Linked DNA regions of Homo sapiens: region 1 is linked to region 2. Evidence: chromatin loops called from intact Hi-C (ENCODE). Cell type or tissue: endothelial cell of umbilical vein. All regions are shown on one strand. Each heading gives the region's core, and the rest is flanking DNA. Links, peaks and the distances in the headings are about the cores only. Region 1 overlaps ENPEP (glutamyl aminopeptidase). Region 2 holds the start of PITX2 (paired like homeodomain 2).

The links. Peaks named below come from ENCODE experiments on the same cell type or tissue, not always from the same donor. Only the 100,000 strongest peaks of a DNase experiment are listed, where the experiment ranks them.
Region 1: a loop joins it to region 2, with 4 times the contacts of the local background. A loop is called at or near these places in 2 of 110 quality-filtered maps.

What each region holds. Positions count from the first base shown.
Region 1 is chr4:110,527,819-110,543,341 of GRCh38, forward strand. It overlaps ENPEP (glutamyl aminopeptidase), which reads left to right. Exons shown (of 20, transcript NM_001977.4): 11 at 3,380-3,459; 12 at 14,933-15,069; 13 at 15,197-15,252. Among named protein-coding and RNA genes, the nearest start is that of ENPEP, 59 kb to the left of the region's middle. In endothelial cell of umbilical vein, for the core only: no CTCF peak of the experiment used is centred there; a DNase peak (open chromatin) is centred at 6,283; H3K27ac peaks cover 2,325 bases.
Region 2 is chr4:110,618,559-110,633,845 of GRCh38, forward strand. PITX2 (paired like homeodomain 2) reads right to left here and starts at 4,519. Exons shown (of 3, transcript NM_000325.6): 1 at 3,698-4,519; 2 at 2,606-2,811; 3 at 1-130. The coding sequence starts at 3,902. RefSeq lists enhancers at 515-1,168, 1,169-1,820, 2,475-3,127, 7,891-8,392, 8,393-8,892 and 2 more and a silencer at 4,490-4,579. In endothelial cell of umbilical vein, for the core only: no CTCF peak of the experiment used is centred there; a DNase peak (open chromatin) is centred at 4,663; H3K4me3 peaks cover 914 bases; H3K27me3 peaks cover 7,286 bases.

The sequences.
Region 1 (15,523 bases), core at 3,031-11,030, 88 kb before region 2:
ATGTATCCATTAATTTGTTAAGCCAAAGACAGTCAACAATTTAAGCCAAAGACAGTCAACAATTTAAACTAAGGAGTTTTTTTAATTAATGGGGTTGGATTTTTACAAGCTGCTTGTTGGTTATGAATTTCTCTTCACACAAACCAAACAATTTTACTGCCAAGTGAACTAAATATATCATCACGGTATAAAATCAATTTTTGTAACAGTAAATTTTAAAATTTTATTCACCAAGACTTAGAACATAGAACTGTATTCACATTTATACTGTCTTTAATATTTGTCTTCAGTTTCCACCTTCAGATACTATTTTCATTTTATTTATATTCTTAGTTGCATGAATTTTTTTGTGATGGCTTATCATAAAGTTAATATGTTCATTCTATTTTTATTTTTTAAGAAGTCATATATGCATAGGAAAAGAGACTTAGAAAAGAGGTTCTTCTCTGTTGAGAAAGTTTGTTAAAAATCCGTAGTAGCTCCTGAACAAATAAGAAAGAACCATTATAGCAAAAGGATTCTTCTTTGTTTAAAAGAAGAATTTGATCATAATAAATGCCTTCATGCACCCATAAAGGAATTAGCTTTTTTTCCAATCCTAACTTCCATCTACTTTCTGTTCAGATGTGTTCCTGTTTGGTAGACAGTGTGGCCAGTTAAGTTGTACTGTGAGTTCAATGATCTTCTATAAATATTTTCTCACTGTTTAAATAATCCAAGATTAGGGAATTCTTACTGACTAGAACCTTTTTATAATTCAAATGGCTCACCCATGTATAAGTTATTGCTTTAACACCATGTCCTCAACCATCTCTTAGAAATGAGCCAGTTTCACATCTCCATCCCGGGATGTCTCTCTCAGGAAAGCATATGTGCCTTTGATAGTCCACTCCATGTAAACAGGCAGAGGGAATGGGAGTAAGTGTGTCAGCTTGGTGCAATCAAAGTCAGTTTCCTTAGAGAAAATTAGAGTGGCCATATTTCATACTGCTAGAACCTCTTACATGGTTAGATAGTGAAGAACTATGTCTATAAAAATGAATCCTGATACTCCTGAATGTTAGCCAATATGTAGAAAACTCAATCGTTTCATTTATGTAATTTCCATTTCTTCACATTTTATACTCTCAAGTCTGTGATTTTACTCAGCTTAGATTACATTAGATCATGTGATTCTAAAACTATAAAATTGTATAGCCTCAACTTTCTATCATTTTTATCTTATGATACTCTTAAAGACCTCAGAGCAGTATTTTTGTACATGAGATTAGGAGAACAGCTTCTGCCCTTTTGAGGCCTGGTGTAGTCCCAGAGGCCATGTTTTAGAGAGGATAGTCAAAATAGGAAACCTTAACTGTGGGCCTAGGTCATCCAGACGCTGCCTGCTCTGTTGTTTCAGTCAGATTGGCATTGGGGAAAGAAGAGGAAGCATAAAATGTGAGTTTACATGGCAGCACCAATTCAGCAGACCAGTGCAAGTGAGGTATATAGGTAAGATGTGGCATCTTAGGAATGTTCTTTGTCGGTCTTCTGAGAAGCTGCAAGGGCTCTTAGTTTGGTGTCCCTAGAAGCAGACCCCGAAATGATCATGTGTGTGAAAGTGACTTGTTAGAAAGTGTTTCCAGGAAAGATCAGTGGGGGAGCAGGCAGTGGGATAGAGAAGGAAAGGAAGCCCAGCAAAGGTGCTGTATGAAGCAGGTCCTGAAGAGAGTAACTTTGACTTAGTCCTGCAGGAAAGTCCTGGAGCCAGTGCAGATCATACTTCAGAGTGCTCCTGATGGATGGGGCAGGAAGCATTCTCACACCTGTCACTCACTGTTAAGGGCCACATCCAGAAGGACGTAAATTCCCAGGAACTTCTGGCTTTCCTTGCTCAGGTAGCTGGAAGGCAGTCCTCTGTCAGAGAGACCCAGGTATTGATTGTAGGCAGGGAAAGCACACTGGTATCCAAGGTGTACAAAAATGACAAAGGGGGCCGGGCACAGTGGCTTATGCCTGTAATCCCAGCACTTTGGGAGGCCGAGGCAGGTGGATCACCTGAGGTCAGGAGTTCGAGACCAACCTGGCCAACATAGTGAAACCCCGTCTCTACTAAAAATACAAAAAAATTGGTTGGGTGTGGTGGCAGGTGCCTGTAATCCCAGCTACTTGGGAGGCTTAGGCAGGAGAATCACTTGAACCTGGTAGGCGGAGGTTGCAGTGAGCCGAGTCCGTGCCATTGCACTCCAGCCTGGGCAACAAGAATGAAACTCCGTCTAAAAAGAAAAAAAAAGAGAGAAAGGGGTCTAAGGAGATAAGGAGGAAGCACTGACAGTGTCCACTATAAGGCCCAAGAAGCAATTTATGTGTTGGTTTTATGAAACGTATAGCCAAAAACATTCCACTGCAGTAAAATGCTCCAAAGGAGCTGATTTTAAAAAAACTCAATCCTGTAAAACACTTCAATAGTTATAAAACAAGGGATTACTTCTTTCAGGTATATAGCAAAAATATATTCTCCTTGAATGACATACATTTTGTTATATCTTGAAAAGGTGAAATGTTAACCCTAATTCTCTGTTAGGGAATTGAATGTTGACAGATAAACCAACTTTGAGTTGAAACCTAAACCAGCCAATGGTACGTAGATTCACCTTCTCTCCAGATCTGCATTTTCTGATATGAGATGATATAAGAACAAACCAAAAAAAATGAGATTTCAAGACAAAACTGTTAAGTGTATATATCAAAATACAAAGTTAACTCCCACCTACCCACTCTGCAGGAAAATACTAAGTAGCTAAAGAGAAGCACTGAAAACTCCTGAAACATGCTTACCTGATGATTCTTCCCTTGAGCACTTCAGTTCTAGTTCTAAATAGGGGATATTTAGGGGAGGGTATGAGAGGCTTTAGGGGATGATGGTGGTGGTAGACTTTCAGCATAATTTCTAAAATGTGTTATTTCCTTCACAGAGTTTACTATTTGTCTTCTAATTTCTAAAAATGTTTTGTGTTCCTTGATGGAAATGGTAGCATATTAGACTGTGTGCAAGTATGTGTGTGAATGTTCAATATTATAATAAGATGTATTATATTTGTGTAATTTATGCAATATCTTTATTCTAAAATGCCAAAGCATGTTATTGAAATAATCTTTTTCATGCTTAGCTAATTTTTGATGCAATTTCTAAATTTTATAGATTTATAGAAATTGAGAACAGTTACACAGCTTATCTTCATCACTAAAATGTTGTATTAACTACATTAATTGTGTAGTATGGACTAGATAATCATTTAAAAGAAAAATATACTTGTCTATTGCTTTTTAGTGATTTTTACTCTTGAAATTTTATCTTTTAGTAATAAAAGTTAAATTTTTCTTTTTAAAAAAATTTTAGTTATACATGGAATATCCCAGTTAAATGGACTGAAGATAATATAACAAGCAGTGTGTTATTTAATAGGTCAGAAAAAGAAGGTAAATATTATTAATTGATTTATTTCTTCTTTGAATTGATGTACCACATTAAACTAATATAAGTATAAAGATGCAACAGTAAAGCTGGAACTTATGTAAACTTCAGCTAAGTGATCTCTTAAATAATTTATTGATGATTCCAAATCTTCATCTACAATCAGAACTGTTATACCTTGAGATATTCTTTTCAATGATTTATCTTGACTGACTGATTTATCATAAATACCCATATCCAAAGGAGAAGGGTCGCATGCCCAACAATTGGAAGATCAATGTGTAAGTTTCCTTCCTTCCTTCCTTCCTTTTTGTTTTTTCTTTTATCAGATAAGCCATTGAATTTCTTTAACTGTTATATGACAAGCCTGAGGATTTTTTTAATGCTCCCATTAAATTAGACCATTTTTTGGAAATATATTTGTGTTCTATCTGCACTGATTTATTTTTTCCTTACTTGAAAAATGTTAGAGTTGTATAAAAACAAGTAAACCTTCTCACGAAATTCCAGATTGATGAAAAAAATAATAGATAAGGCAAGCTTTAGCTGCAATCTTGGAAAGAATCCTTCTTTTTATATTTTTTCCATTGTATTTGTTTTGGTGTTTCAAAACTATTTCTTTTCTAAGACAAACCAGACTCATCTTTGCCCCATTTCATGAGGACTTGATTTAGAATAGTATTTGGTATGGACTTTCACTTGTGTCTTCTTGAAGATAAAAGTAGATCACTCATTCTTTATTTACATATGCCTAGTTGCTCATGTAAAATATTTTAAAATATTAATGAGGTATGATTTCTCCTGGCCAATAAATTTTTACTCTGTTTCCAGTAGATTGCCTTTTAAGAACAGCTTTACTGAGATATAATTCACATACCATAAAATTCACCTATTTAAAGTGTACAATCCAGTGTTTTTTAGTGTATTCACAGATGTGTAATCATCACCACAGTCAGTTTTAGAAACCCCATACCCTTTAGCTGTCATGCCTGCAGCCTCCCATATGCCCAGCCCTAAGCAACCACTAATGTATTCCCTACCTCTATAGATTTGTCTCTTCTGGTCATTTCACATAAATAAAAGTGTATATGCAGTATTTTGTGACTTTTCAATTAGCATAACGATTTCAAGGCTCATCCATGATATAGCATGTAACTCTACTTCATTCCTTTTTATTGCCAAATCATATCCCATTATATGGATATACCACCATTTGTTTATCCATTTATCAGTTGATAGATATTTGGATCATTTCCACCTTTTGTCTGTTATGAATAATGCTGCTATAAACATTTGTGTATAAGTTTTTCTGTGGATCCAGCATGTTTTTTCCACCTTTGGGCCTTTTAAAAAAAAACGTTTATTGTTAACAGTTTTTGTGATTTTTTTTTACTATTACTACAAACTACCAGCTTTGTCATTATAGAGGTGAAATCCTTCTGAAGCCCTTCTGCACAGGGATTGCTATTACAACAAAACTCTCTCTTGCTTATTTATGTTAATAATTATTGTAATATCGTGATCAAAAAAAATTCTAAATTTTTGCAGAATTCCCAGATCAATGCCACTTTGTTTTAGTATTTTATGCTGTGTTTCAATGCGAGGCTCTATCTTTTGTGGTCTTCTGACCATTTTCTTATTCATAAGTACACTTGCCAGAGGAAAAGGGAGAAGACAGAAAAAAAAAAGACATTTTCAACAATGTGTAACAGCACTGGTAAAAGACATAATAAGAACGTTAGAATTCCACTGGAAGGTTTTCAGTGGATTTGGTTTAACTATTACTAAATATTTTCCCCATTGGTCACCATAGTTAATTGAGGATTGGAAGAATATCTCGGCAGCTGTTTGATTTACTGTTTACAAGTTTGAAAGCGTGAATAATTCATCTACCCTAGTACAATTCACCCAGCACTTTCATGGAATGAAGTTTCCATACAAGTGAATTTTCCAGATAACTAAAGCTTACTCAAGTGCTTTGTAAAATGCATTTCAAGAGTTCACAATAGACATTGTTCTAATATGTGTTATGTACTCCTTAGAATATTTGGAATAATAAATTTAATCCTTAATTACTAGATTAATTCTTTCAAGCACGTATTGCTTATGTGCAAAACACAGAGATAAGAATGGGGGCAGTGCTGGAGCAAAAAAAAAAAAAAAAAGCAATCCTAACCCTTGTGTAGATGGTTGTCTAGGGATGGGTTTGCAGGCAGACATAATGCTGTGTCCTAAGTGCCTCTGTGGCAATGCAGATCACCAAAAGCACTCATAGAAGCATCAGCCCAGGTTTGGGGGTTCAGGAAGCATTCCTAAAAAATATCTAGGCTGAGAGTTCAGAGGCTAAGGATAGAGTATAAATGGGTGATAAAAATTGAATGTAGAGGAGACGTGTGCTCTGGACAGAAGCATGACTGTGAAAGTGAAAGAGCAGGGAGTTCTCACACTCCTTCGTATCCCTTTGTCAATACATTTCACACATTTTTTTGTTCTAACTATTGACCTATCTATGTCTCCCCTCCCCACAGAATATTCTTAGAGGAAATGGAGCTTATTTGTTATTGTTGTTCTGGATCTACAGCAGGCATCTAATAATTGTTTATTGAATAAATGAATGAATAAACAAATAAATGAAGAGGCTGATAGTTACAGAGCTTTGATGACAAATCTGCCTTTATCTGAAACTTCAGAATCATGTCTGGTCACTGAGCCAGAAGCAAACTAGAGGTCTTTTTCTACTTCAAAGTGTCTGCTCCATTTTTAGGCTGTACAATAAGTTCCTGTTTCCTGTTTAAGGACATCTTCAGCTCTCAGCTTAGAGCACGGATGACGAACATGTCCTGAGTGTACTAAATGGGCAACCAGCTCATGTTACCAGTCCTACCTCCCTCCTCTTGGTTTCTTTGATGATTCATTAGTTAGAAATTCTTCAGGCAATAGTGGGACTCTCCCCAAGGTCTTTTATTTACATTTCTATTGTATGTGCTATTTTAGGCGTTAAAACAACAACTAAACTCATAATTTCTAATGAAAGAAGAGAACCTCTATTATAAAACATTTTCTGGCTACTCCAGTTACCCTGAATAATCTCTCCTGTCATCATCTCCTGTCATAAAATATAGTATATTTTATCCTGTCACTTTCATCAGCCCTTATTCCTAGTATTATTACTTTATATTTTAAACAAAATCATTGTTATTAAGCTTCATATGTTCTCTCTTTTCGTTGTTTCTTTTTTTTTTTTTTTTTTTTGGGACAGAGTTTTGTTCTTGTTGCCCAGGCCGGAGTGCAGTGGAGCGATCTCAGCTCATTGCAACGTCCGCCCCCTGGGTTCAAGTGATTCTCCTGCCTCAGCCTCCCATGTAGCTGGGATTACAGGTGCCTGCCACCTCAGCTGGATATTTTTTTGTATTTTTAGTAAGGATGGGGTTTCACAATGTTGGCCAGGCTGGTCTTGAACTCCAGACCTCAGGTGATCTACCTGCCTCAGCCTCCCAAAGTGCTGGGATTATAGGCATGAGCCACCGCGCCTGGCCTCTCTTTTTTTTTTCTCAACTAAATTATAAGCTTCTTGATGACACAAACTACACATATTTCTTGTCTCCTGTCCACCCTATTATCAACAAGGTGCTACGTACATTCTGAGTTCAGAAAGTCCTAGTTTAATGAAGGGTTGTTTGCCCCAGAATGCTGTACTTTTAGAGGTTAACTGCATATATTTTAGTTATGTCTCCATCTTTTAGTATCAGCTGCTATTTTGGCTATTGTTAATGCATCCACATTTAGTAGCATACCACCTGTTTGCATTTAATTTACTGCTTTCTAACATTTAGAAGGATTGAAGGTTGTTATATGGTGTCAGGTAACCAATCTTGCTAAAACATAATATTTTAAAAGAGACATTTCTAAGTGCATAGGATCTGGGCTGGGTCTAAGTTCTAGGAGGTGGTGCGGACTCTACAATAGCTGTTTTTGCAACTCTTACTTCCAGATTTGAGGGTGTCCTCTGGATGGTTTGGACTATCCAGACTGTCCAGTCAGTTTCTATAGAAATAGATTTACTAAACATCTGTGATAATTATACATAAATATTTAATACCAAAATAATGATGGGCATGTATTTTTGTATTTGATGACAAAGAGGGAAGCACTTTCTTCATTTTTTCAAGCTAAGCCTCATGGAATGTGCAAGCTTTGATTGGATGATTATGGGTTCAGTTTTGCTGGTTTAGAAACTCAATTTGTCAGTTCAGCCCTAGTCAACCAAGTCTTGGAAGATCTACTTATCTAAACCAAACATACAAGAGATTAACTAAGAATGCTAACTTGTTAATTTACACAGTTAAAATATACTAGTTAGTGAATCTGAATACTCATGTCACCTAATTAGGTATCTCTTTCCAGGAAGCAAGTTACTTAGTAAGAATTAAAGGGCTGGGCGCGGTGGCTCACGCCTGTAATCCCAACACTTTGGGAGGCCAAGGCAGGTGGATCGCCTGAGGTCGGGAGTTCGAGACCAGCCTGACCAACATAGAGAAACACCGTCTCTACTGAAAAAATACAAAGTTAGCCAGGCATAGCCATCAACACTGAGGCAAGACCCTCTATCAGTAAAAAAGATTACAACTGGCTGAAGGCTCAGATGATTGTTAGCATTTTTAGTAATAAATTATTTTAGTTAACATATATACTTTTTTATACATAGCTGCCTGTAATGCCAGCTACTCGGGAGGCTGAAGCAGGAGAATTGCTTGAACCCGGGAGGCGGAGGTTGTAGTGAGCCGAGATTGCACCATTGCACTCCAACTTGGGCAACAAGAGTGAAACTCTGTCTCAAAAAAAAAAAAAAAAAAAAAAAAAAGAATTAAGGAAGAGTTAAGGTAGATTAATTATTTTACAGATGTCTTTAAATTGTGATAGTGTGATATATTGCATTAGCCAGGTGAGTCTAATTATTGCACTTTAGAAACAATCAATAGTGGTTTGGTGCAATAAAAGTTTCTTGTTCATGCAACAGTCTAAAGGAGATATTCCTGACTGTCATCTTTCCTAGGTGGCTCTCCACCAAATAATGACTTGGAAATCCTGTCTTCTTCCTTCTTATGGCTTTACCATCCCCTGCATCTTGGAATCCCTCACTGGTTCTTTTGCATCTAGCTCAAAGACAGGGGAAGATAATGAAGGAATCAGGCCTAGAAGTGCATCTATTACTTCTGCCCACATTTTATAGCCAGTTCTCAAATCATGTCCTGCAAGGAAGGCTAACATAGTCCAATTCTGTACCCAGGAAGAAAAGGGAACTGTGTGGTAAACAACTAGTAGGTCTCTGTCACATACACTGTTTTCTGTAGGACCAGACCTGTCAAATAGCCTGAAACACATGTTCCAGCTCAATTTGGCACCTACTTCCATGGGCACACTGGAGACACATTGACAGATCTTCACTACCCAACTCTCCTTTGCAGTTATTTTTTTTCAACTACCAAAATTATTGCTAATTGTAATCTTTCCTCATGATAATTGGGTTGCATTTTTCCAGTTTCCTATTCATTGCATGTTACATATTAAAGCCACAGGCATACCTGAGAGATACTGCAGTTTTGGTGCCAAGCCACGCAATAAAGCAAATATCACAATTAAGTGAGTCCATGAGTTTTTTGGTTTCCCAGTGCATATACAAGTGATGTTTACACTATACTGCAGTCTACTAAGTGTGCAATTGCCTTATGTGTAAAAAAGTATATATGTTAACTAAAATAATTTATTGCTAAAAATGCTAACAATCATCTAAGTCTTCAGCGAGTTGTAATCTTTTTTACTGATAAAGGGTCTTGCCTCAGTGTTGATGGCTGCTAGCTAATTAGGGTGGTGGTTGCTAAAGACTTGGGTGGCTGTGGCAATTTCTTAAAATAAGACAACACTGAAGTTTGGTGCATTAATTGACCCTTCCTTTCACAAAAGGTTTCTTTGAAGCATGCGATGCTGTTTAATAGAATTTTACCCACAGTAGAACTTCTCCAAAACCCTGGTGCTGCTTTCTCAATTAAGTTTATGGAATATTTTTAATCCTTTTTTGTCATTTCAAGATGCTCACAGCATCTTCACCAGGAGTAGATTCCATCTCAAGAAACCGCTTTCTTTGCTCACCCATAAGAAGCAACTCCTCACCTATTCAAGTTTTATCATGAGATAGCAACAATTCAGATACATCTTCAGGGTTCACTTCTAATTCTAGCTCTCTTGCTATTTTCACCACTCTGCAGTTACATCCTCCATATAGGTCTTGAACACCTCAAAGTCATTCCTGACGGTTGCAATCAATTTCTTCCAAACTCCTGTTAATGTTGATATTTTGACCTCCTCTTATGAATCATGAATGTTCTTAATGGCTTCTAGAATGGTGAATGCTTTCCAGAAGGTTTCTAATGTACCTTGTCCAGATCCATCAAAGGAATCATTATCTATGACAGCTATCACCTTACAAAATGTATTTCTTAAATAACAAGACTTGAAAGTCATTCCTTGATCCATGGGCTTCAGAATAGATACTGTGTTAGCAGCTGTGAAAACATTAATCTGCTTGTACATTTCCATAAGAGCTCATGGATGACCAGGCACACTGTCAATAAGCAGTACTATTTTGAAAGGAATCTTTTTTGGTGAGCAGCAGGTCTCAACAATGGGCATAAAATATTCAGTAAACCATTCTATTAACAGACGTGCCGTCACCCAGGCTTTGTTGTTCCATTTATAGAGCACATGCAGAGTAGATTTAGCATAATTCTTAAGGGCCTTAGGATTTTTGGAATGGTAAATGAGTATTGGCTTTAATTTAAAGTTACCAGCTGCATCCACCCCTAATGAGAGAGTCAACCTGTCCTTTGAAGATTTAAAGCCAGGCATTGACTTCTCTCTAGCTGTGAAAGTCCTTGATGGCATCTTCTTCTAATATAAAGCTGTTTCATCTACACTGAAAATGTTTTTTAGTGTAGCTGCCTTCAAAAATGATCTTAGTTAGATCTTCTTATTAACTTGCTTTAACTTCTATATCAACACTTGCTGCTTCACCTTGAACTTTTATGTTTGGAGATGGCTTCTTTCCTTAAACCTCAAGAACCAACCTTTGCTAGCTTCCAGCTTTTCTTCTGTAGCTTCCTCACCTCTCTCAGGCTTCACAGAATTGAAGAGAGTTAGGGTCCTTCTCTGGATTAGGCTTTGGATTAAGGGAATGTTGTGGTTAGTTTGGCCATCTATCCGGAGAGCTAGAACTTTCTCCATATCAGCAATACAGATGTTTCTCTTTCTTATCATTCATGTGTTCACTGGAGTAGGACTTTTAATTTCCTTCAAGGACTTTTTCTTTATGTTTAGAACTTGGCTAACTGTGTGGTACAAGAGGCCTGGCTTTCAGCCTGTCTCAGCTTTTGACATACTTACCTTACTAAGCTTAATCATTTCTATATTTTAATTTAAAGTGAGAGATGTTTAACTCTTACTTTCATCTGAACACTTGAGGCCATTGAAGAATGATTGATTGGGCTAATATCGATATGGCTGTGTCTAAAAGAATAGGGAGTCCCAAGGGGAAGGAGAGAGAAAGAGAGAGAGAGAGAGAGAAAGAGAAAGATAAAAAGAGAGACAGGGGAATGGCCAGCTGGTGGAGCAGTCATAACACACACAACACTTACCGATTAAGTTCTCACCTATATGGGTGTGGTTCGTGGCTCCCCAAAACAATTGCAATAGTAAAATCAAAAATCTCTGATCACAGATCACCCTAACAGATATAATAATAATGAAAAAGTTTGAAATATTGCAAGAATGATCAAAATGTAACCTAGAGACATGAAGTGAGCACATGTTGTTCGAAAAATGGTGCTGATAGACTGGCTTTGCTACAAACCTTCAATTTGTAAAAAATGCAGTATCTGCAAAGTGCAATAAAGTGACTTCTCTCTAGCGCAATAAAGTAAGGTATGCTTGTACACCTTTCTTTACAGGCAGATTCTCTAGGCCACTTGCTGAGATTTAGAATGGACCCTGTAATTATTACTAAAACAATGACTAATACTTTCTTGAATGGGTAATTTGTTGAAAGCATTACCATAAATGGATAACCAATCCATTTTATTATGGATCATGTTAGCTTTAGTTTCAGAAATTAAAATTTTCTTCTATGACCCCAAAGTCTAATAATGCATTCTACTTGAAACTTTTAGCTCTTCAAATATATTTTGCATGTCATTAGTTAAAAAGCATTACTCGTGTCTTTCAGTTGTTTTTTTTGCTTTCTTAAATAAATTGAGATGGGGGTCTTGCTATGTTGACCAGGCTGGTCTCAAACTGGTCTCAAGCAGTCCTCCTATCTTGGCCTCCCAAAGTGCTGGGATTACAAGTGTGAGTCACCGTGCCCGGCCTCAGCTCTTTTACTATCAAATGATACACAAAATTTAATAAGAGGTAAACTCTGTAATTTTACATTGAAAAATAATTCACTTAAAGGATTAGTGCAACACAGCATTCATATCATCACCTAAGAAAAATGTTTTTTTCTCTAGGAATCTCAGGCTATCATAAGCTGTCTACTTGTCTAAAATTTTTTATAATTATTTATAATAGATAGTAACATTAAAGAACTGTTACCTGTGCTCTGTTACTGAAATCTATCAGGGTTGAAATTAAAGAGGCTCTCGATGAAATTTTGAAAAGGTAATTATCGCTTTTCTCTATCATCTAGGCAAATAATAAAAGAAAAAAGTAAGAATTTTCTAGAAAGAGCTCCTACTCAGAAATAACTCATTCAATACTTTTTGGCATAGATAGAACTAATAAGAAACAGAATAAAACAATTTTTAAGTTGATACAGCATGATATGTCCATTAAACTTAGATTTCCAAATATATAAAATGAAATTGCAAGGTGTTTAAAATATAATTTCAAATGAAAAAGGATTGCTAATCATAAAAACAGTAGGGTCCCATTATATTTGTTGTGTGTTTGTGCATGTGTGCATATAGAAGATACACACACACACACAACAGGTAAAAAACATGTTAACTGTGGTGGGTAATTTTTATATTCTTCTTTATACTTTTTTGCATTTTCCAAGTGCTCCATAAAGAATACATACTATTGTTATAATCAGAAAAAAAATAGTAAATGGAGTAACAGAAGGAAACATACAGTATATTAGTCCTGTATTTTAATCTTACTAGAGTATTTTAGTTCTACTCATTATGTAACTAAACAACTGAACAGTATTTTGCTATTGACAACTGTTCCAAAAGTAGCATGAACTTGGAAAGTCCTTAACTACTGACTTCCTGGATCTCAGCTTCCTCATCTATAAAGTGAGAAAAATCACAGTAACTCTAGACAGGCTTAACTAGGTACATATAAAGCACACTAAAATATGGCAGTATTTAGATGGATTGCCAGGAACTTCTCAACGTTATTTATATTTGCTTCGCTATTTATAGAACTGGCAGCATATCCCCTTTCATTATAATGGGGATAGCTACCATCTGTTGGATACGTAGCACATAACTATGTGACCAACACTTTACCTATGTTATCTTATTTAATCTTCACAACAGCCCTGTGAGGGATTTTTGTCCCTGTCTTCCTTGGGGTGAACTGGGACACAGAGGGGTCAAGTGATCTGGCCAAGGTCACACAGCTAGTAAGTCACAGAGCAAGGTTTTTATCCTAGGTCTGTGAGACTCAAAAGTTCATGCTCTTTCTCCTGTAACATATGGCTTTATGCTTAGCAAGAAACTCTCCTTCTGATACAAACATTCAAAATGTACAGATGCCAAAAGATTAGCTTCCTTTCAACAACTTGTCCATGGGAGGATGACAAAGAAAGAGAAATTCTACATGAGTGAGGTAAGGGTTTATAATTTATCAATTACCTACTCCGAAAGTTCCTAAAGAAACTTATTGTCTTGTTGGAGAGGTTACTCATATATTATGAAAAACTACTGTGTCCTGGATATCTTCCAGACCTTGCAAACACTTCCAAAATTTAAATCATATTTCCTCCCAAACTGACTCACCTTCCTCTATTCTCTACTGGCAGCACCATTATTCATCCAGTTGTGCAATCCATTTTCCCCTCCTCTGACTGTCCACATCAAGTCAGAAAAAGGATTTTATTGATTTTACCTGTGATAAGTCTCTTGAATGCATCAACTTCTTTCTAGTTTCATCATCTCCACATTAGTGTAAGCCCTCATCCTCTATTGCCCTACATGACTACAGTGGACTCTAAATTAGTCTTCTTGTCGCTAGAATCGCCTCCAAAATATCTCCCATACCACTATTGAAATCTTTCCAGAAAATAGACTTGAGCATGCTATTTTTCTGCTTAAAACTCTTTTCCCCTCTCATAAGATGGATTCTTAACATGGCATGTGGCTCTTCATACTGGAGGCCAGGCTTTTATTTCCAGCATCATCTCCTATTTTTCAATATCACAACCTACATTGTTGGTACCTTAAAATATTTGAAACTTCTCAACTATACTATGTTCCTATACCATTATTTAAATTGTATATTGTTCATGTAAACAAAAGAGTGTATGATGTATGAACTGAAAAATATAGGAGTAACGCTAACGAACATGGTTATATCAAAGCATAGCTATTATTTTAAGTACATATCTTTTACCTAAAACATAAGTCTCTGCTCCTTCAGCCTTGGGCTTCTAAAATCTATACAATAGAGCCTCACATATATATGGATGTTGTTTTAGAAAGAATGCTAATTTGATAAATCCATTGATGGAAAAGTATTGTTGTAACCAACTGAAATAGGAAGTAGACGGCTTTACAAAGATAAATAAATTGGAAGAACAAGTGTGAAGTCGATTACAAAATCAAGAACGTTTCATTCAGATCTCAATTCTATTGCAGGTCTTCTTGATACAGTAACATTTTAAAAGTGTTGCTGATTATCAATGTATTATCCTGCTTAGTGATAGCCATTTCCATCAACTTCAATGTTGATTTTAATAAACAAAGTATTATTTTGAGTATTTACATTTGTATCCCCTCCCCAGGCTGCCCTGGTGAATATTGTTTGTGTAATCAATCCATTATGATTAGGGATCTATGGACTACCCCTGAAGGCATGGACTTCTCTGTCTCGAGGCACTGTTTTCTTTTATTGATGGATTGACCAGCACGAAATTATTTCGCCCATTTGACAAGCTTCTGCCAGTAAAAACTATCCATCATAAATTACAGTATAATTATTTATATTACTTATTTCTTTTTTAGCTCACTCATTATAGTGGTATTCTAAAGTTAGACAACTAAGTAAAAATTAGGCTTTGGGTTTTGGATCCAAATCAAACCTGCCTCCTTGAGCTAATATTTCTTTTCTTTTATTTTCTTTTTGCCCTCTGGGTCTAATTTCTCTGTGTTGACAGTGCATGCAAACATGTTGCTCATTAGTGTTTATTTACTACTACAGGAATCACTTTGAACTCCTCTAATCCTAGTGGAAATGCTTTTCTCAAAATAAACCCAGATCATATTGGGTTTTATCGTGTAAATTATGAAGTAGCAACTTGGGACTCGATAGCTACAGCGCTCTCCTTGAACCACAAGGTAAGAGATAGCAATGGTTGGAAACTTTTATTTTTGTTCTAAGAACAGCATCTTAATGATATTAATTTTTTTCAACATGCTTTGCCTTAAGAATTGTGTTTTTATCTCTCTTTCTCCCTCTTCCCAGACATTTTCTTCAGCAGATCGTGCAAGTCTTATTGATGATGCTTTTGCCTTGGCAAGGTGCGTTTTAGAATGAGACTAAATTACTTAAAATACTGTGGGTTTTCTCATAAATCTTTTAAAAATGAATTAAACATTGCAGTATTAATCAATTTTAGCTTAAAATATCCAAAGCCACTATTTAAAACATTATTGTTTTCCTTAACTCTCTTTTCAAAAGTTCACATGAGCCTAATAGTCAAAATACTGACATTAGCCCTTAAGGTATACACAAAAACAAACCTAACTTATTGACTTTGAGTATGGTTTGTCTATATCAGGATCCTTGAGC
Region 2 (15,287 bases), core at 1-8,000:
AGCCTGGGTACATGTCGTCGTAGGGCTGCATGAGCCCATTGAACTGCGGCCCGAAGCCATTCTTGCATAGCTCGGCCTGCTGGTTGCGCTCCCTCTTTCTCCATTTGGCCCGACGATTCTTGAACCAAACCTGGGGGCGGTTGGGGCAAGGGAGCAAACAGATGCCACAGTGCAGATTACTAAAACTTCCATCGGAGGCCAACCCCCGCCTTCCCCCGACACACACGCTAGCGCACTCACACACCCTGGCCTCGCTTCACTGCACCGCCCTGCACACCAAGATACCAGGGCCAGCTTTCAGTTACTGGCCCGGGTCTCCACCAAGCGCAGGAGACCTGGTCTGCTCTGGCCTGCGAGCTGGGACTCGGAGCTACGCCACAAACCTCAGCCGAACGCATGGAGACCTGCGGACGGTTTGATCACTCAGCCAGGCGTTTCTCCAGGTCCAAAAACACTTAATGTAAAACAAACGCGGGGCAGCAGGCTTTTCCAACCCTTCCCGGGGCACCTTGCAAACTTGCTTCCATTCCAAAGCCACAGACCCACGGATGAGGAGAAGGGGCTGGAAGGGCACTAGAGGATCGCTCTTTCTCCCACGCAATTCCTCCCTTCCTTCCCTGACCTCCACTGTCGTCCCCCACCCCCTGGTACGTGCTCCCTTAACAGGGACTAGGCCGCCAACACTCTTTCTCGCCTAGCAAAACAACCAAATAAAGAGCAAAAGACCACCTCTTCGTCAGCTCGTTAACTCCAGGAGCTTGGCATATTAAACTCCGGGAACCCGGAAAGGGTAGTTTTGGAGATTCCCCCTTCTTTCGCTCTGCCTCTTCTTTACCCTAAGCCCACCACAGGCCTGTCCGCGCGCCAGGCCCAGCCGGGTCGTTTGGCTTTGCAGGCGGCCACCCAGGCCGGCCGGCTTCCACCCGTGTCCGGTGGCCCAGCCGCAACCCCGATCCCAATCCACATCGGGCCTCCCTGTCGCCCCAGACGGCGGCTTTTGTGTATTGGAGAGAGGCCTGGCCTGAGATATCCGAGCTGACACCAGTGATGTTTCACATTACACATCTCCGCCGGGCCCAGCCGTGTAATCCGCTTTTTCTCTTTTTCCTTTCATTCTTGATTTCCTTTTTATCCCCCTTCCTCTTTGCACCCGACTGCTATAAAAAGCACGCCTCACTCCCACTTGGCTCGACAAGCAGCCGCCCTGGAAGGAGAGGCAGCTGCAAGGAGAGCCCAGCGCCGCGGCTACAAAGCACTAGGGTGGAGCTGCGGAATAGCGGGCGGGGTGGGAGGGCGTTTTCGAAGGATCCCAGAAAACCCATAGACTCTGTCTTTAATTACTTGCCATTTCTACCCTAGGCCATCTAAACTTTGCTCAGGCGAGAAGAGTACGTGAGAGGCCCGTTCCCTTGATGTGCAAGAGAGCTAATGAAAGACTGACCTTGCTCAAAACCACGCCGCCCAGGACCCAGCTCTGGCTCTGGACAGTTAAACTAAAACCATTTTCAACTTCTTCCCGGCCTTTTATCCACCAGCATAGCCTCATGCCTTGCACAAATGCCACCCAGAGAGTGTCTTCATTCCCTCTGATTTGGGAGAGCATTTTGGTCTTTATTCTTTTTATCGTTGTTTTCTTCTTTTTGTTTGCTCTGCTCTAACCGGGGGCTTTATTTTTTCTACCCAGAGCACTTAATTTTTTTTTTTTAACAGCAAAGCCTCTGGATGCCGCTTGATTTGCTTGATTCTGTTTTCTGCTTCCAGAATCCTAACAAATTTGGAATCTTCCACCGACCAGCATAAACCAGGACGTTGCTATTGGGTTATTTATTTGAGCTCATTTTTGCCAATCCATAAAGTACAGATTTGCTACAAAGTTAAGGTAAGCCCTTTTTACAAAACTATGATTATAATTTAGAAGAGGGGGTGTGAGTTTCAATTTCCAGAGTTCAACTCCTGAGAGAAGATAAATAAACCAAGCAGAAAAGTCTTTCTTCTTTTTTTCTTTCTCCTTCTAAGAGGACTAGTAGTTGTGTATTAAAACTTTGCTCCCGGAGATCACAAAACTAGGAAATAGGGTGTGTGGGAGAGACCTGAATGGCCGAAACAACCGTAAAGAAGGTGTAAGAAGCGCGAGCCCAGGAGGGAAAAAGCTGGGCCAGGGCCGGGACAAAGGTTTCCCAGGGAGGGCCAACTCTTCCGTGTCTCTGGCGGGTTTTCCTTGTTAAAGGCTCACAGGTTGGAGCCTGTTCGCGGCTCTTGGCCTGGTAGGGATTTTATTAGCTCTGCTCTGGCAACTGCAAGCCAGGAACACAATGTCCTGTGCAGGGGATTGCCCATGCAGCCCAGCTCGTGAGATCGCGGGATGGCGGGGCAGTGAGCCGGTGCCGCTCTGGGAGCCTGAGCCAGGGCGGCAGTCCTGTCGGCCTCGGAGAGGGAACTGTAATCTCGCAACCAGGCCGCCGCGAGGCCTTCTGCCTTTGCAAAGCTGCGCCCCACCGGCGCCCTCCCAGGCGGCGCTGCCTTCCACATTCTCTCCTGGTCTACTTGGCCTGTACCTCCACAACATCCTCCCCCCATCCCTCCCAGACTCCGTGCTGGCTCCTACCCGGACTCGGGCTTCCGTAAGGTTGGTCCACACAGCGATTTCTTCGCGTGTGGACATGTCCGGGTAGCGGTTCCTCTGGAAAGTGGCCTCCAGCTCCTGGAGCTGCTGGCTGGTAAAGTGAGTCCGCTGCCGCCTTTGCCGCTTCTTCTTAGACGGGTCCTCGGCGCCCACGTCCTCATTCTTCCCCTGCTGGCTTTTATCTTTCTCTGAAAACGAAACACACACACTTTCCCGTCAGCATGCCCACCTGCAACGCGGACGCCAACTGGACCGGCGGCAGAAGCCGTGGAAGAGCTGGGCTGCCTGGCGCCGGAGGAGGGTGCGCGCGGCGGCTCCGGGCCGCGAGGAGCGCTGCGCCTGTGGGGTGTGCAGGCGCAAGTGTGGGTGTCCGCGCCCCATTTCCTCCCCTCCCCCAGCGCCGCACGTTTTATTTACATGTTTATCTCACTGCAGCGGCACATTCACTTTTATAGCCTGTGCTTTCAAGTATATTTATACACCTCTGCGCAGACACACCAAATCTCCTGGGACGCGCACACGCGCGTGGTTTACAGACCCCCCTCCCCCTCGCAGAAAGCTCAGATTTCCATGCGGTTTGGGAAGGCTAGGAAAAGATGTGGGGATTCGGTTGGGCACCGAAGTTCGCCGGCCCTTTCCCAAAAAAAAAAAAAAAATGCCTCTTCGCGAAGGGCATTTCTGAGTGGTTTCAGGCAATTTCCTAACGAGTGGAGCTCCTCGGGAGCTGAAAGCCGAGAGGAAAACAGGGACAGAGGTCGGCGGCCTCTGAAGGTCCTCGAATCAAGATGCTGGGATTTTTGTGACCCAGGAAACAGAAGGGAGGCCAGGGTACGAATAGAGAGGGCGGCAGAATTGCTCGCGCCCTTAGCGCCCCAGGAGCCGGGCCGGTCGAGGGAGAACTAAAGGGATGCGGGGTAGTCAAAATTCCGGCTCCCGGAAGTTCTGCGGGGAGCCAGGCGAACGACCACTCCCACCACGCCTCCCCCCGGAGGGGCTGACTTCCTTGGGGCGAGAGGGAGCGGGTGGCGCAGAGCAGCTGAGCGGGAATGTCTGCAGGGCGGCGCGGCGCCTTACCTGCGGCCTCCGGGCTGGAGGTGTCGGAGATGGTGTGCACCTCCAGCCTGTGCTTGGAGGAGTCCAGCGACCGGGGCTGACCGGGAGCCAGAACCGAAGCCATGGCTAACGGCTGGGGATGGTGACAGGAAGATGAGGAGACGGCCGACAGCTTGGTCCCCGCTGCTCGGTGCTCCAAGTGAAGCGGGCCTTTCATGCAGTTCATGGACGAGGGAGCGCGACGCTCTACTAGTCCTTGGCTACTGCCCCGCCGAGCCCCCGTAGCCGCCGCTGCCCGCTCCGGGTCGCGCTCTAGGCGCGGAGTTTCCCCGCTGCGGGGAGAGCCAGGGGACGCAACCCCCGCCGAGTTCTCAAGCCAAGCTGCCCCCGTCTCCTCCGGAAGGCTCAAGCGAAAAAGTCCGGAGACGGAAAGTCAGCGGGCAAACGAAGACATGGGATGTGGGCAGAAGGGCACCACTCAGAGCGTCTTTAGGGAGCAGGCTTCCAAGCTCCAAAGCGAAACAAGAGTGGGCAAAGACCCCCTTCTTCTCTCCCTCCCTCCCCCAAGAACCCCTCCAATAAGGAAAGCTAACGCCGACCGCGCTCTGCCCGCCCCCCCCCCACGCGGCAGCCCTGACAGAGAAGTGTCAAGAGTGACAGGGACAGGTAGGTGATATTAGATCCCCTGCGGCGGCAGCAGCCGCTGCAGCCACGACGCGGCCCTCTGAGCGCACCCTCCGCAACGCGCACACGCACACCCCTCGGGCGGTCGAACAGGAGCCGGGCCTTGCCGCAGCTCAGCTCCAGGCACCCAGGCGAGCGACGGACCAGATCTGCGGCTCCGCGCTTCCCTGTTGGCCTAACATCTTAAAACCAGAGGCGGGCTTCCTGGTGCCGAGACGTCACTCCGCCGCGGCCCTCCCCAGCCCTCTCCGCCTCCGCCTCCTCCCAGACCCTTCTCCGGGTGCGACTGACGTGGCTCCGCACCAATCAGGACGCCCCGAGCCGCGGTGGAGGGACTGTCCTGCCTGCACCTATCAGCAGTGCGGGGCCGGGCTACTGCCTCGCCGTGCGCACTGGGTCTACACAGGCAAGCTCCCGGGAATTCAGCTCCTGCCCAGCCCAAGGCGATCCGGCTTTTAGTACGAACCCAAAGGTGAAGAGATGAGGCTAGGAGTCGAAGGCTTGGGAGAAGAGAGTGGAATGGTCAAGAAGAGAAAGGTACAAGGATCAACAAGACACCCACTCTTTGTGTCTCACTACATCCATTTCCAATCCCCCACCCCATATAAAAAGGAGACACGTTACTTAAAACTAGAAAATTTGAAAAACAGCAACAAATCACCTCTCCGATCTTAAATTTTCCAAACAGCCTGTCAAGTGAATGCTGCGCTAATCTGAAGAAGCTTTAATTGCAAAGAAGACAGAGCCCTGAAAAGGCAGGCTAATAAATTAGAAATCGAGAAGCAAATGGACCCGTCAAAAGAAAATTACCTTGACTTTAAACGAACAACTGTTTGGTGGTTCACTCTGGATTTATACAAGAATAAAAAGTCGCCTCAGATCACGTTCTCTGTGATGCTTATTAGTCCCCAGACAGAAAACACACAATAGAAGAGAAACCCTAACCCAGCGTTTTCAAAATGCTGAAAGCTTATCCATTCTACTTAACGTTGATTAAGACACATATCCTAGATCTTTCAAATTCCTTGTACACTGTATTAAGCTCGTCCTAACCCGAGAGAGCCACGCTTTAAATTCGACTCTCTTGTTTACTTTATTATCAATCAGATTTAAATCCATAAAGCCTGTAGAATCAACAACCTTGAGCTAATTATATATGAAATATGCCTTAATGAATTTCCATACAATTAAGAATGTTGCCAAATAACCAATTTCAAGGATAATTTTTAACAGTCATTTTCTTTTCCCAGTGAGCTCAAGGCTGTCTTGAGCCATTAAAGTCCAAGCAGGCAGAAGGGGTGTGTGTGAGCTAAGGGCGAAAAGCCTAGAACTGCGCTCAACTAGCAAAAGCAAAACCTTATTTATATAAAACAAAAAAAATCACCTTTGGAGACATCAACTCTTTATAGCACTGTTTCCAAGCAAATTTAATTTCCAAAGAAATTAAAGAAAGAAATCCAAACATATTCAAAATAATTTTTGAAAGTCCTTTTGTCCCCCAGCATAGGTCAGCTGGAGAGGACAAACTAATCTCCTCTGGGTTTCTGCATGGGCGATTGTTTTACTATGGAGTTAGTGTTATCATCTCTGAATGTGTATTTGTTTGACATTACAGTCAATGATTTGCAATGCCAGCATGAAGTATCTTTAAAACACTCCCTCCTTGTCCTTGTTCACAAGATTGGGAAACTTATTCGATGTGGAACAAAGTGGATGAAGCAGACTACAAATATATTTGCAACTTATGTGTCTCTCCTTTGCCCTGACCACCCCCAAACCCTATCTGCAACTCCTCCCCATTTTAAACTTGCAGTCCAAAGACGCACATGAGAATTGTTTTTCAGTCTTTCTTCACCAGTATCATCCCACTTTAAGAATAATTTAGCTGCAAGGGAGGAATTTCTTCATAGTAAGCTTTAAATCAGCATTTCTGCTTTTAACCTTTTATTCCACTTTACCCCATTCCACACATACAGACACCTGCTCAGAGTAAAACACATCCTCATGTGACAGGTCTGCATTAGCTGAGGCTCATACATCCAGCTATATTAGGTCCTGCAATCTTATCACTAAATTATACACATTACACTAGCAGCCTGTTGGTAAAGAAGGTTAAATTAATTTACATTCTGCTCATTATCTGGTGCTTAAATGACGCATTTTATCCCGGAGATTTGGCGGAGAATCTCCTTCTCAGACCCCACAGCGTTTCACTGAAGACAATGCTCTTACATTTGTAGTGGTTTTTAATCTGATAAGACTCTAATTTGCTTAAGTCTTTTAAATAAGGGTTTTAAATGTTTCTAGCCGTTTTCTTATTGAATTTCCTCTAATTCCCCCAAGATCATAAAGTATATGTGTAAAGTAAATATTTCCTCCCATTGCACTGCCAGCCGATGACCTATAACTAAGTCAATAAGAATCCAGCTCTTTTCTGCTGAATGTGTTTACTAATCATATTCCAGTTTCTTCTTTTAAACCTCAGAATAGCTGTGGTCCCCACAATACCATGCCCCTTAAAGCTTCATTTCATGAAGGGACTCCATCACATTAAAGAATGAAAAAAATCTCCACTGTAGTTAGTATACACAGCCCCTCACTCCTTGTTTTTCAAGATTCAAACCCCAGAGCTGCAAATATTTTTGGAAGCTTGGGTGTTAATGCCTTATTTTAGAAAGCCGAGAAGCCCCACAGAGCCATATAGATTTCTAAACCCATCTCTCATAAACCCACAGAATTTTGATAAAAGCTCTGGTGGCTCCACTCTACCGATGGAACTTTCATCACGACAAATATACATGTATGAAGGACCTCAATCAGCCTCCAAAGTGGTTGAAAAACCCAAGGGCACGTGACTGCTCCTCATAGTGCCAACGTGTGCGAGATGTTGGAAGCACTGGGGATCAGCAGCAGCCTAGATGCCTAAAAAGATAAGGTGTCCTAATTTGTGTGGACCCATTGAAGTCAAGTGGTGAATAAAGACAATTATCTAGATAATTCAGATTAAAGTAAAAGCAAAACCATATCTATTTGTATATATATATTCACATCCATTTTATATTACAGACACACACACGCACACACACACTGGCTCTGTAAACAACTGACTCAAAGTGAGGATTTTCTTTGCATTTTTCCAGCAGGAGTTTCAACATTCTCCTAATCTCCTAATCACTTTACACACTCACAGCAGCGGCGATTGGGTGACATTCTTCTCAGGCCCCCTGTGTGGCAGGACACCAACATGATAAGTCTGCATGGGGAAAAGGAGGTATGTGGTGGGAACTAAGAAACACTGTCCAGTGAAAACTCTGTGGCATGGTGGTGGTTGATTTTGGAGATTTAATGTACATAAGACTTGTGGGTGCACAGGCATAGGCAGCATGGATGAGAAAGGGGCCAGAAGAAAATAAATCTTATGCATTTTGTGATTCCAGCATTACTGTGACCTCTGGCTAAGTTCTTCTTAATTGGTTTTAGAAATTACTATGAGTTCAGCCTCTAACACAGAAATTTCCAATACGGAGAACATTGGTGGGATCCTGGTAGGGAAACTAGAGGTGCTGCATGGCTCACGTGGGGCAAAGAAGGAAAGCCCAGTGCCGGCGTGAGGTTTTGAGTCTGGGAGACATCAGGGGTTGTCTCGATTGGGGTTTCTTGCTTATTCTTTCAAAGAAAGACCCTAGAGGAGGGAAATGTGTGACATGGGGTCAGCCGTGTTTTGTGCTGGTATTTGCCACCGATTACCAGTCTTAAAGTCTTATTTAATTTCACACTCTTCAGTGTTAGTTGTGCAAAGTCCCTCTGGCCATGGCAGTGAGCGGTTGGGCTGTGCCGCCAAACTCTCCGTATCAATCTGGCCTGGGACTCAACCAAGTGATCTCTGACTTTTGGAAAGAGTCTGTCTTCAGAGTTCACCCAGAAGATGGCTTAATTAGACATCTCCCTGAGCTGTTAGGCCTTAGACGGGTGGGAGTCCTGCCCTGCCCAAGCTAGCTCAAGGACGAGGCCCGCCTGGACTCAGCTTGGAGCCACGTGATGGGCGTGAGTGTGTGAGCTCCTGGTAAGGCGCAGAGGTCAGATGGAGACCTTGCATCCTGCCCGAGAAGTGCCCCACCCCCTCCAATATCTGGCTTTTCTCTGCATACAAACCAAGCTGAAAACAGTCCACTACCCACCACCCCTCATAGCTATGGAACCAAATAACCCAGAAATTAAAAGCTTCACTGTAGCTGTCCTTTTCCCCATTTCCTAAATGGAATTTAAAAAGCTCTGGCTTGTCAAAAGGGGAAGATTATTTTCTGAATTGGAAGTCTGTAGATATATTGAGCAACAGCCACCCTCTCTGGGTCCCTGCAAATGGTACCCATTTTTCCAACCCACAGCTCTAGCTGCTCAACCATTTGAGATTTGGGGTAACTACCTGGGGGAACAGTGTTCAGATGGCAGTGGGAGTTACCACCTCACAGTGGCCTGGGGAAGAGAAGAGAAAGAGATTAGAGGAGGGGGCATTTGCTAAAATCACTCAACGAACATGCTGTTAATGCTTCCTCACATTTGCATGTTACTGCCACAGTTTTCCTAGGTGTCACTGAGTCTCCAGAAAGCAACTACTTGCCGAACTAAGTAAAATAAGGAGAATGGTATAGCACATGTGTTTGGAGAAGGGGAAGGAAGGGTGGAATATGAAATTGAGCATAGATATCCAGGTCAGGAAAGAAGGAAGTGGCAAGGGGCTAAATGAAGTCCCACCCCCCCGCCACTTTTTTAAACAACAGTTGGATTAAACACTCATCTGTCTTCCTCTTTTTCTCTTTTCTTCCCTCTCCAGCTTATGTCCATCTCCCTTTTCTATTTCTTTTGCTCTCCCTTCTTTCTGTTTTCTCTCTCCCAGACATGCTGGTAGCTAACATTCAGCATTAGTTGTCATGGTGACCATAAATCACCTAAATCCAAAAATACCCACCTATAATCTGAGATGAAGCTTTTATTTCCCTAGCGAAATAATATTTTAAAAGCTGTCAGCTGACAAAAAAAAAGGAACCCACCTCATTGTAGTAACCCAAGTAATATATTACTTCTAAAGGTTTAAATTAAAATGTCAGCCTGTTAAAAACATGCTGGTAGAGTCTTGGACACTCTTCCCGTCAGATCCTCACAAAGAAGTTGACTCTGTCATTCCTGGTCGCTCTTTAACATACACACACAATTCTGTATGCTCTCTCCCTTTCTATTAATTTCTTCCTCCCCTACCAACTACTTTAGTTCTCAAAGACTCTACGCATTGGGTTCTAAAAGAAAAGAATCTCCTCCTGGATCAGAAAACAGCCTCATTGGTTGCTGAAGTGAAAGATGTGGGGTTTAGGGGGAAAGGTTATTAGGACCATAATGGCGGTGGTGGTAGGAGGTCATCCTAGAGGAGTTAAGAAGAAAAAAAAATGCAGGGAGAAGGACTGGAGGTGGAAAGACAGAGTAACAGAAAACTGAGCTGGGTGGTCAGGTGCTGCGGTGAAGTCTAGCCCCGAAATGATAGGTATATATTCTCCCACTCCTGCCTTTTTCTCCTCTGAGAGAAAACTTTCCTAGTCAGAGACCCTGGGGGGTAGGAGGCGGGCAAACGCCGCTGCAGTTGGGCCTTTTGTCTTCTACCTTGGGCTTGTTGTCTTTTGCCTATCTTGGATTACAGGGTATTCGCCTAGATGAAGAGCCATTAATTACCCATTCAGTCAATATTAGGAAGACGACAAAGCTTTTTACATAGGATTAAGAAGACATCAGATTGTTCCATTAGTATATTCCTGCTCACGAATAAGCTTTCGTTATACATTTCCTTTTCCCCCGAGCCGCTCTAACAACTGCTGCATATATTAGCAGCGGGCGGTGAGGAATAACAGCCGAACCAGCCTTAAGAAACTTTGTGTACCGAGTCAGCAGCGAGGAACGCGACCTGTGAAGACCACTTTTGCGGGCAGGGATCCGCAGGGACTGACTACTTTCGGACAACTGGTACAATTTCCCCTGGGGGTGAAAAACCACAACGCGGCGGGGCACCTTTCAAGTGAGCTGCAGATTTGATTGGCGCGGGGGGTGGGGGAGGGGAGGGGAGAATGGGATGGCGGAGGTCGGGCGGAGGAAAGAAAATGGAAAACTCTCCTTACCCCTATTTCGTTGCTTTTTCCTCAAGCCTCATGCCCCCTTCGGCAAGCACCTGTCCCTTCCGCGCTAGCCACAGCTAGAGTTCTCCACCTTTCTCTACACATCCCCTTCTTTCTGACAAGGCTCAGGACCTTGGTCACCACCCCACGCACCACCATTTTGCGTTTTGCTAGAGACGGTCTGGGCTGATCTCGCTGGTGTCCATGTTAGGATTAAAATCCCTTCATGACGGCGAGGAAAACTGTATTATTTGCTTTCAGGGGGTACATTAGGAGTCCACGTAGTATATGCTCCGCAAACATTCGCTGATTGAATGAGAGGCGCGGGGGCGGGGCGGCGGAGAGGGGTCTGCGGCCGCCAAGGCCGCCAGGGTTAACCCAGGTCCTTCGAAGAAGGTTGGGACCGAGCTGCTGCCGCGTGTGAAGGTGTGTGTCGCGGCTGGGGGTGCCACAACGGGCCATGGAGCCCACCTCCCAGAGGGAGGAAGTCTGTGCACACCAGCGACTTGGGTCGAACACTTTCAGCCCATCCACTGGGCCAAAGCTATTTAACAATTAATGCGTTCCTGGGGGAGGCCGGGGGAAGTACCCGCCCCTTGTCGGGACGCAAAGCCAGGCGTCAGGTCCAAAGGGGCTGCAGTGCAGTCCGATTTCAGCACGGAACCCAGAGCCGCCGCCCTGAAACTTTTTAAGCCAGTGACAGAGGAGGGTCAGTCCGTCCTCCTCCTGAGGGTGAAGACCATTTTATGAGTTCCTTTCAGGACCCCCAAAGCAAGAAAAGCCAAAGAAAGGTCTCTTTGCTCTAGGGGGTCGTTCTCAGCTGGCTTCTACACCATCTTCTGCTAGCTGCGTCCACCCTCTCTCAAACCTCTGGCTTTTAGGGGTCTCCAGTCGCTCTCGTGCTACCCCCGTTTCGGGGTTCTATCCAGGCTGGGCATCCGCCCAATGGATACCAAGGAGAATGGGACTCACTAGGGAAGGAAGGCAGAGCCTGGACTGCTTAGAGGTGGACTCTGCCTATACAGAACGTTTAGTCTTTAACGAGGACATGGTATTTTTGGGCGGCGTTGGGGGCAGAGGCGGAGAGGGTAGCGTAATAGACTATCACGGCCTTTTGAAGAAGTCATATGTCATTGTGAACTTTTTTTCTCTTTAAAAGCAAAGAAAAACTTTAAAAAAACACAAGAAATAAATCCTTTTGTTTTACAAGCAGGCTGTGGCCAGGACTTTGGATATTCCATAAGTTAACTTAAAATCAGGGAAGGATAGGTGCTCTATCCTTCAGCAGTGCTATAGCTTTGCCCACTCGTGTGATTTTTTTTTGTCGTCTACTAGTTCCTTAAAAGCCAATTAAATCAAGATTTTCAGCATTTCTTCCCATTACATGCCTTTTCTTAATTAATGGCATTAAACGTGTTTAGGCAGCAATTTTTCTTTTCGGTCAAAAAGTAGAAAAAGACATATTGAGTGTAGGGGAAGAGCCTTTCACGTGCACTAAAACAATGCGGGCCTGAAAGTAATGGTTAAGAAAGCAATCATTCATTATTTCTAGTTCTTTATGTGCTAGTTATCAAAAGCGAACGACCAGGGGCGCCTGCGCGGCTTGTGACTGGCGCAAGCAGAACTCCTCTGCTCTTAGCCGTTTCCTGCTCACCTACGAGGACCCCATCCTACCGTAGGCTTCTCCACCTGTCCTCAGAATGCATTCCCCATGTCTAGGAAACCTGGGGTAGGGACTGGGGGAAGGAGACATTTTGCGTCTCTCTGGCTCCCAGCACAATAAGAAATGTCAGCCTCGGCTTGGCGACTGCGAGCCCGCCCCGCGCGAAGCGAGATTGGGGAGCTCCTCTAGTCTGGCCGGAGCCAGGGCTGAGCCCGCGCAAAGCATTCTCCCCAGAAGTCATCGCTGCTCTTGATTTTTAACCATATCCCAAACATACTACGGTCTAATAATTTATTTTTACTACCGATTATCAAACAGAAGAAGAATTTAACACAATCTAAATGACAGAAATCACGCGACGTTATCTCTGCATTGCCCCCATTTAACCCCATGGGGTTAATCCCGGACAAGTGAGCGTTTAACTGGCCCAGCAGGGCGACTGGCGGTGTAGTGCAGTGTCCGGGCGTGAAGCACTGGATCGCTTTAGACGCTTCATTTCAACAAATGATCATTTTCTCTCAGATTCACGGGGAAACTCCAATGCAAGACCTTTGTTTTCTTCTTAGTAATACGGTTTGTTTTTTTGACCGGGGTCCCAAATCGCCCCCCTCCATCCCATATTACATTTGTATTCTTACACTTTAATCCGGAAAGAGGGGGTTAGGGGCCGAGGGCTGTGGGGGGGGGGGGGCTTTATCTGCTCACATTATCAAAGGTCAATAGCCTCCTAAGGCTAGGCACTTATTTACTACGGAGCCAGGAAAATAGAGGAACAGTAAATTTGAGGGGTTTTTTTCCATGTATTTGAAAAGAAAGGCATCTTCCCTCCTCCATCCCTTACACCCCCCCCTCCGCCCCATAGAACAAGTTTCAATTCAGGAAAGGCCTGTGGCGTAGGTTGGAGACTTTTTAACTTTTTACATAAGCCTGTAGACCTCCTCTGGCAATGTCCCTCGATTCCTCCAGAGTGAAACCAGCCAATCAAGCAACGACATCGCCAAAACCCAAGGCCTGGCAACCAGTACTTCAGGCAGGTTCGCGTCGACAGGGGCAAACCTCCATTCTACCCTGGGCTGCTAAGCACAGTGGCTGCCCTCCAGCTCTTCAGGGATGTTGTCGGCCCCCCGCCCCTCCCCCAACCAGCCAAAGCAAACCTTCGCCAACTCAAGTTTCCCTTGCTTGCCTCCCGCGATGAACCGCGCACCCACAAGTCTGGGTGGGGCGTGGCTGAGAGCCTGAGTGACTGAGTGGGCCCTGGTGGTGCTGCGCGCAGCGGGATATAACGAGCGACAGAGGTCGCTGTTGGACCACTTTTCCACGCCAGCCTAGACGCCGAGGTTTGCTGGAGCGTGCGCAGGGGATCAGACCACAGGGAGCGAGCGAGAGGGAGAGAGAGGTGTTGGGTCTCAGGAGTGCAGTATAATTTGGGGAAAGGAATTAACGTCCCTGGGACGGCTGCTTCCCGTCCCACCCAGAGGCGGAGTGTCTAAGTTCAAGCAGCAGGCGCGTCAGGTCTGGCGGCCTCGCCTTCTTGCGCTTCGCCCGAGGCCCAGAGTCCCGGAGGCGGGTGCCCAGCGCGCGGCCTGCGCTTCCCTCCCGGCCTTACCATTGGCGCCAGGATGCTGCCGCGGGAAGAACTTGCTGCTGGCTGCCTCTTTTCGGCTCTCAGGAGAGTCCGTGAACTCGACCTTTTTGATTTCGGAGTCTTTGGAGAAGAGACATTCAACGGCCGCCGGCTGCACGCCTGGGCCACGCGCGCGCCCGCCCCACGTGCGGAGAGAGGCGTCCCGGACCGCGGCCGAAAGGAGCCGGGGACGGGAGGAGGGGGAGGGGCGAGGCAGGCCGGAGGAGAAAGAGGGACAAAGAGCAAAGACCCAGTTAGAGGAAAGAGCTGACGGCATCCCCGTCCCCCGGACCCTCTGGCAACCCGGGGCAGGATGGCGTACTCTTTCTGCGCCTCCCCGGTTGCCGGCGGTTCCAGCCGGGAGGAGTAGGCTGGGGGGCTTCGGTACACAGCGCGCCGCTGCTTCCTAGTCCACCGCCCCGCCACAGGGAGAGGCCACTGGCGATTTGGTTCTGATTTCCTTCCTGCCCAGGCTGGCCCCTCGGGGAAGCGCCCCTCGCTGGGGCCTCGCCGCAGGGCCAGTGCCCTCTTGCCGCCCTCACGTGGCGCGGCCTCCCGTCCGATGACCCGGGCAGGAGAAGGGGGTTCTTACCTAATTGCACACACGCCGACACCAGTTTGCGGCAGTTGGTCTCCATTCCCCGTTATCTGCAAAACAGAAGAGAAGGAAGGCTGTAAGAAGCGGCGGCCGTCGAGTGAGCAGGGCTCAGATGAGACTACGTTACACTAGCTGTTAGGCGCCTACTGTGTGCTAGGCTTCAGGCGTGTTTTTCCGACCTGACAGCCTCTGGCTGTGCAGCAGCATCTCCAGCCTAGCCTCGGGCCCAGGACATTTATTTATCAAGAGGGGATCTCCCTCCAGAGTTGCCGCAAAAGTGCCCAGAGGTTAGAGGACTATAAAGCCACAGTGTGCTGGGGAGGCTGTGGACCTACTTTCAAGAATCTCGGTGCCGGGGTTAAGAACTCATCTGAACGCAATGGCAGCGGGAGTGGGTGGGTGGAGAGGACTTTTCTCTTTGGGAAGCTGTATGCAAAGACCACCCTTCAGTGCTTGTCCATTAGTTGGAGCTCGGTAAACATTTGTAGAACATCAGCGCCAACGTGCCCCTGTCCTAGACAGCAGTTTCCCTCGGTTTTCTGTAATTCTGAAACGAACGGGCTCTTGGCCTAGGGTGTTTCAGGAGCGAGCTGAGTTCGGGCCTCTCATCCATCAGGAGCCACTTTTCCATATTTAGCCACACTTTCTCCTAGAGATACTAACCCGGCCATTTATTTACTTACTACAAATAATTACCCTAAAGTATGATTTAAGATCGCAGAGGAGAGACACTGGGTGGACTGAGCGAGACTGAGGAGAGCAGGGCAAACGTTCTTGGAGGGTTTACTGCCCGCCAAGGACGGAGAAATAGCTCTGGTATAACTGCTACCCAGTTCTCCCCCTTTCTCTCCCGGGCGAGCCAAATCTTTTTCACGTTTTCAACCACA